3 separate regions of the Mus musculus genome follow, and regions 1 and 3 are each linked to region 2. The links are chromatin loops, found by intact Hi-C in ENCODE. Cell type or tissue: left cerebral cortex. All regions are shown on one strand. Region 1 has its middle 78 kb from the start of Gm39049. Region 2 has its middle 14 kb from the start of Gm39049. Region 3 has its middle 88 kb from the start of Gm39049.

Region 1 (2,500 bases), 92 kb after region 2:
CCCAATAAGATAAATTATGATAAGATCAATGAAAGAAACCAACAGGGATCAATAGCTAAGAATAATGAGAAGAACATGCCCGCTCACCTTCAGTAGCTTCTATGAGGAGTTAGGTGTCCTCGATAAAAAGCCAGCTACTGCTCTGGGTTCTTAAGGAAGTTATTTAGATTCAGTTACCCAAAATGGAAAACTGAACGCTCAGGCTCAGTGTTAGACTTTATATCTGCTATAATGGACATGGACGTTAGGAAAGTCCTGGCCTGAGCAATAGCTAAACACTGCCCTTCCTTGTTCCTTGTATTACTAACTCACCATCTGAGTTTCATCATGGTTTTTCTGAGCCTCTGTTAGAAAATGGCCCACACATCCAAAAGCATGGCATCAACTCCGTGTGGCTATGAAGTTCCTAGCATGAGTCATGATTACCGTTATGATCCTTGATGCTGTTGATGGTTTACTGTGTCCTGCTGCCAGTTATAAACATGAGCTGGGCAGTGAAAACAGCAATAGAAACACGGTAGGGGATGGAGCAAAGACCCGAGGTCTGAAAGAACTTGCAGCAACTAAGAACTGCTGAGAATGTAAACATCTTCCGCAGGAAAGAGCATGACAATTGGTTATCCAATACCAAATGACTGACCCTGACCACATACATATAAGTCATACTGTATAGACAGAAGAGCTTACAGTTATGGATTTAAGACTATATATGTGGGTGTAAATATCTAAGCATATAGAAACAACAAAAAAAGTCAACAATTTGAAAGAGAGCAAGGAGAGAGGTAGAAAAGGGAAGGGGGAAATAATGTAATTCTAGTATAATCTAAAAAATTAAAATAAGTGTATATCACTTCCTTGAGGATAAACTGACATGACTGAGCTTTACCGTGTACTGCATGCACAGTGGACCTCACTGGACAACGCTGATGTCTTAAAAATGTTCTGTTGGTTACATAGGAATTCTACACAGAGGCTGAGTGGGTTGGCAGCAGGAATTCTGTACCAAAGTAACCTCCTCTTCCTGCATCTCCAGTTTTTGAGTTTTACTTCCCCGTGACTAACCACCTTCCAAAAATATTAGATGGAGAGCTTCCAAAGTAAACAAACCCTACACTTTAGACTGGTGACCATGCTAATCTGCACAAGCAAACCCTGTGTTGTCCCGGCTCAGATGTGAGTCAGCTCTTTGTCCAGCATGCCCACGCTGCCTGCGCATGAGTCACTCAGTAACTCTCTTAGTCATCAGGTCATCTGCCACAATGTCACTGTGCTGCATCCATGGCTAGCTTGCTTGACTTCATAGTGACACCAAACTGCCAGAGCAGAGGTGCAAAGGAGCCACTAAGGCCCAAAGCAGGGAAAGACAGGTTGGGTCTGTTGTTAGTGGCAATACTCAGGGAAGACAGGAAAATATAGCATAGCTAAAGAGTTGGTACTCTTGGCTGTTGGGAGTTTTAGGCATCTATCCTCTGATGGCCAGTGGGGTAGGAAACCTAACAGCTCAGAGGTCACACATGCCTCTGAGAGTCCTTTGAATCATTCCACCTTTGGAGTATGTAATATTACCATGCCCTCACATTTGGACAGATTTCAAACTGTGTTCACATCCATTAACTCCCTTGTCCTTATGACTACCCTTGAAATGAGCAGGAGGATGGTTATCATCGCCTCATCATAAAGAAATCATTACCAAGAGGAATAGGAGCAGATGCTGGCATGAATCAAAGGCTTGCCTATAGGCTGTATGCTGTTTGTGGTGCAAACTGCCTTACTGATGTCTGTGAGGTAGCAAAACCGAGAGGTGATGTTACTTGCCAGAAAACAGCAAGTTAGGGATATGGCTTCTGACTCCTGGCCTAGTGCACCACTGTCTTTTCTTACACACATTGATGCCTGTTTCCTTATTGCAGACACCAAGTTTTCCCAGAAGCAACGTTGTCAGGATTAGACTTTTGATAGTTGCTCAGCAGCTAGGGTACAACTAGCTGGCCATTCTTCCTGTGGAAGTCTCAAATGGCTGACCCTTTTCCTGCTGAAACAATGCCCTCCATGAAGAAGTTAGATTCGCATTCAGCCTGACTCTTCTTGTTCACAGCTGCAAAAGCAGCTGTTCTGCTCCACACTACCCTCTTCCCCTTTCTCCCAACTAATTGCTAGCAACTAGTATATTGCTATGAATACTGTAGCCCTGCCCCGAAGCTTCTGTACAGCTGTTACTCCAACCCGTCCTGTTCAAAGATTCAGATCTCTTCTGTTTGGATGGTTAATTGTATGTTCTAATTGTTGACTATCTCAAAACACCCCTGCACCACATTGTGTTGAACAGAACGTCAAACATTTTTTTAAATAGGAATAAGCTTTAAAAATAATGATCACTAGTGCAGAATAGTTATTGAGGTTGATACATGTCAGGCACCAAGGCTGCTGAGTCTACAGACCAAGGAGAGAGAAGAAATAGAGGGCTGTATATCCTATGGCTAAACATCTCAAGAGTATAAAA
Region 2 (2,500 bases):
CGGTAATCAATTAACAATACCTACATTTTATAAAGACATGAGAACTCTTAAGAACTAGAACACTAACATCACTGTGGTTTTCAGGGTCAATTAACTCGGTTGTCATCATAAGAGAAAATGCTAGCTCACAGGAGAGTGAAATCAAGGCTTTCCTAGGTCCACATAACTGTGAAGAGATACAATAATGTTACATTTGTACCTATCTGGCTTGGGTTGTTACAATAAAATACCTCAGCCAGGGTAAAATTGCTAAAACAGACATTCCTTTTCCATGATTCTTGTGACTGGGAAACCCAAAATCAAGGTACCAATAGAGTCATTGCATAGCAACGGGGTATTTCTGCTTTATAGGTGTTGCCTTGCTGTCTTGTCACGTGGTAGAAAGGGTAACTAGACTCCCTTAGGCCTCTTTTATAAGGCTACTAGTACCATGCATGAGAAACGCCCTTATAGTATAATTACCTGCTCATAACCATTCACCTTCAAACACAAATACAAATCTTGTTCTTCAAGATAAGTTTGCAACATACAAAATTTAAGGGAAAACAGACATTATCCATGACAGCTAATACATCATATGTGGCAGTGTTGGTAAAGACAGCACTTGGTGTGTGTGTGTGTGTGTGTGTGTGTGTGTGTGTGTGTGTGTGTGTGTGTGTGTGTCAAGCATCTCTGTATAACAAGATTTCTAAAAAGGACCATCATCTTCATTTGCTAGCTGAATAAACTAAAACAATAATCTCATCTTCAAGTGTCAAAACCACCATCAAATTCCAGAGGTCTCAATTCCTGTGCCTTGATTATGAATAAGGTATGCTAACCTGTCCTGGAGAGTGTGGATTGTGTTCTGACTAAATATATTTAGAAAGTCGGAAACTGAAGTTAAATAACTCGGTAACACACCTTAGTATTTTGTTCCAGTACCTTCCAGAGATCTAAAGGAGTTGGCTTTGATATTGCATCTGTTAGCCGAGTAACTAACATACACGTTTTCCCTAAACTTTAGTGCCATAAAACACCCTTCCTTTGGTGTCTTAAAAGACAAGACACATATCCACATACTGTAGAGATGTCTCCTCTGGCATACTGCCAACACTTATAAAATACTAACCATTGGGCAACCCTCAACTCCTCTCAATAGGAAAGGTAGGCAAAGAGCAGTTGCTACCCCAAGTGCTGGGCTTCTGGTGTGGGGTTCAAGAAAACATCCACTGGGCTGGCTGTTCTACTCCCACTCCCTTCCCTCTTCCTCTTGCCCTCCCAAACACAACAAACAGACCATGCTCCTTTCCTAATCAGCATTCCACCTCAGACGAAATCATCTTCCCCATCTTCCCACGTCCGCGAAATGCATGCCTCTTTGTACAAAGATAAAGGCGGTTTCTATTCTCACCACAGATTGTCTGCCTTTTGAAATACATTTTGTGGTCCATTCAGTCCATTTCCAGAGTATGAAAAGAACAGCGCATGGTAATTAAGAGCAGTCACTGCGCACGCAGCGGTATAGACATAATGGCTGGGATTATGGGCCCAATTTTCCCCACGTGCTTACTAGCAGATGCATTCACTCTGAGCCATACACCACACTGCAGAGCTGGGTTTGAGGCATCATAATTTGACGGCCTGTGTTTTACATTTCCAGAGAGTCCCTCTTTGGCACCAAAGACAATCTGATCAGTGGAGACACTGTGGGCTGCATAGCATCCACACCTTTCTGACATCCTGTCTGGGGACCCATCCAGCAGAGACGTTTCTCCCATGCACAAAACCCTCAATCAGTTCTAAAATATTGCTCTTACCTTGGACAATTTAGCATTTTGTATTTATTCACTTGTTTATTTTACTGCTTTGGAGTTTTTGAGACAAGTCTCATACAAGTTCAGGTGTGGTTTATAACTCGTAGCAATCCTTCTGTCTCAAACTTTCCTAGGGCTGTGATCACAGGCATGAAGCAACATGCCTGGCTTCATTCTTTCTTTCTTTTTCTTTTCTTTTTTCTTTTTCTTTTTTTGTCTGTGTGTGTTTTTTGTTTTTTGTTTTTTGTTTTTTGTTTTTTTTTTTGGACGTTTTCTTTATTTACATTTCAAATGTTTTCCCCTTTCCAGGTCTCCCCTTCAGAAGCCCCCTATCGTATCCCTCCTCCCCCTCTCTCTATGAGGGTGCTCCCCCACCCACCAACCACTCCCTTTTTTCCACCCAGGCATTCTCCTACACTGGGGCATCAAACACACTCGGGCCCAAGGGCCTCTGCTCCCACTGATGTCCAACAAGACCATCCTCTGCCACACATGCAGCCAGAGCCATGGGTCCCTCCATGTGTACTCTTTGCTTGGTGGTCCAGTCCCCTGGAACCAGGGGGTCTGGCCAGTTGACATTTTTGCTCACTCCATGAGGATGCAAATCCCTTCAGCTCCTTCGGTCCCTTCTCCAACTCTTCCATCGGGGATGCTGCGCTCAGTCCAATGTTTGGCTGGGTGCATCCACCTCTGTATTTGTCAGG
Region 3 (2,500 bases), 73 kb before region 2:
TGCAAATATAACAGCAATACAAGTAGAGAGTCCCAGTCCCTAAATACTTGCTACATCTAAAGTTTCTGCTAAACCTTTCATTTCATTAGTTTGATAACCCTTACCACAGCTCTCCCAGGTAGGCAGGGTTATATTGGTTTGATGGAGGAAGAGATTGAAGTTCAGAAAAGTGAAGCAAATTGTCCAACATCACACAGCAAAGAAACGGTGAAGCAAATTAAACAGATCTGATGAAAGACTCTGACTGGAATGTATCTGCAATATGTTACTGACTGCACGGCTCAGTAAGATCCCTCTCAGCTTCATGTCTCTCTTCTTTCTATAATAGAATTACAAAGGTTTTCTCTCACTGAGTTTTGTGACAATTAATAAACGTTATGGACAGTGGAGTGTTTCCTGGCCATAAAGCTCTTCGGGAAAGACGCCAGAATTCTCAATGTCACTCAATGAATGAGAGGTTTTGGAGACCCTGCACATTGTAGAGTGAAGAATACTCCCGGGTTTGTGTGCCTTTCTTTTGTTAGTTCCTATGAATAGTTAGGAGGGAAGTGGCATATTCATAAAATAAGGTCATCCCTTTCCCTTCCCAATCATGGGAAGTCAGATTTTCCTTTTGGGCATTTCCAAGACCAGCAGGAAAAGCCCACCAAAGGGGATAGTGGAGGAAGTATGTCAAGACAATAAGGCATTATCTCATTATGTGCCTGTCACCACACTTGAACTCTACAGGGCTGATTCTTTCATTTATATTATAAAATCTGTGCAGTGATCTTCTCTTGGTTTGCTCTTTGTGATTAGCTGCCCATGGTCAAAATCAAATTGCTTCCAAAATATTAAATAAATAAATTCAGAAATACCCAATTCATAAGGTTTAAATGACTCCACTCCCCACTCCATATTGTCCAGGACTTGCGTTGTGCCTCTGTCTATCATATGTATATGGTTTGCACTATCCAGCTGCTCATCTGCTAATAACATAGCAACCTGCATAGTTATCAGATGGGCTGTCATGGTACCATAGTGCTGGTGTTCAAATAATCTTGATTTTTTTTTCTCCCTAACAATGGCCCCAGTGTGCAAGGGTGGTCATGTTGGTACTATGGATATAAGAAAGAAAGAAAAGGAAAAAAAAGGTAACATACTTCCTCTCAGTGACAATGTGAAAATTCTTGACTTGAGAAAAAGAAAAAAAATGCTGAGCTTGCTCAAGTGTATGGTCAGAGTGAATCTTCTCTCCCTGAAACTGTGAAGAAAAAAAAAAAAGACATTTGGGTTATTTTTGCTACCATGCCTCCTGTCCCTGCAAAACTCACAACCATGGTGCTGTAATGAGCTGGGCTAAATAAGAAGAAAATCACATTCAATTCGAGCGTGTACACATATGAATAAAACAGTGTGCAAAACTTAGCACTGTGAGTCCCAGGCAGTCTCCTGGGGGTCTTGGGGAGTAACCCTCACAGATTAGGGGGAAATACTGTATTATCGTCTCTAGTTTGCCACACCAAGCCTACTGCTATCCTCATTTTGCAGTTGAGGCAACTCCAGTGTAGAGGGTGAGTAACTCCCTGGAGGTCCCCACCAGGAGGAAATGATAGAAGAAACTTCCATTCAGACCCTGCCTTCCCGCCCTGACTCTTAATTACTACACAGTACTGCCTCTCTCATCAGCAGGACAATTAAGCTGTTACGATTTTCCACAGTGTCCTGGAAAAGAGAGCTGTTTACCCTTTTTAATGCAATTCACCTGACACACTTAGAAAACACATCGGATGAGCCAATTTACTCTGACAAAAGGAGAAGAGTAATTAGTTAATGACAATTGATTTGGGCCTCCTTCATCATCCCCAGGGGGCTGACACTTCAGAGTGCTCCTCAACCTGCTCCACTGCCCTGCATTCACAGCTAGCCATCACCCCTCCACCCCCCAACACCAAGTGAATGAATCGAAACCTTGGGTAAGGGGAATGTCCCCTCTTCTTTTACATTTGAACTCAGCATCAATTTCATCCAGTTAGGGGTGGAAACAGAAAACCGAAAAGAAAAGAGAGAGAGGGACTCACCAGGATGTTGAATGGGCAAAAGAAGAAAGAATAGAAAGAAAGAAGGAAAGAAAAAGAAATCTCTCAAAAGGCACTTTTATTTCATTGTCTTCAGGCTGAGCTTTGTGTGCAGTCAGGGCTGTGATTAGCCAGCTGTTTAGTTAGCTGCAGTATCGATCTGCCTGTCACACATTCTTTGTCTGTCCGGAACAAGGGAAGGTGCTGACCCTTCCGTAGAAGCCTTGTGATGGGTCTGAAATCTGATAATCGCTTGCTCCAGGAAGGTTTCATTTTGTTCTTTCATGTATACTCGACAACTAGTGCGCCTTTGAGGTCTCTCCGACATGCCAACTTTTACCACCTCCACCCCCAACAGCTTCCATGCGGAATAAAACAGGCGCCCGTTTCTCTTTGCTGGAGCTTAGACTTTATCATGGTTCCGATTTTTTTTAAAGTATTTA

What was found. Peaks named below come from ENCODE experiments on the same cell type or tissue, not always from the same donor. Only the 100,000 strongest peaks of a DNase experiment are listed, where the experiment ranks them.
Region 1: it touches region 2 in a loop (11-fold over the local background); 2 of 42 quality-filtered maps call a loop at or near these places.
Region 3: it touches region 2 in a loop (9-fold over the local background); 2 of 42 quality-filtered maps call a loop at or near these places.

The regions. Positions count from the first base shown.
Region 1 is chr7:95,852,460-95,854,959 of GRCm38, forward strand. No RefSeq gene overlaps it. Among named protein-coding and RNA genes, the nearest start is that of Gm39049, 78 kb to the left of the region's middle. In left cerebral cortex, no CTCF peak of the experiment used is centred here; DNase peaks (open chromatin) are centred at 1,154 and 2,152.
Region 2 is chr7:95,760,043-95,762,542 of GRCm38, forward strand. No RefSeq gene overlaps it. Among named protein-coding and RNA genes, the nearest start is that of Gm39049, 14 kb to the right of the region's middle. In left cerebral cortex, no CTCF peak of the experiment used is centred here; a DNase peak (open chromatin) is centred at 1,409; H3K27ac peaks cover 391 bases.
Region 3 is chr7:95,686,644-95,689,143 of GRCm38, forward strand. No RefSeq gene overlaps it. Among named protein-coding and RNA genes, the nearest start is that of Gm39049, 88 kb to the right of the region's middle. In left cerebral cortex, no CTCF peak of the experiment used is centred here; DNase peaks (open chromatin) are centred at 1,308 and 2,445; H3K4me3 peaks cover 443 bases.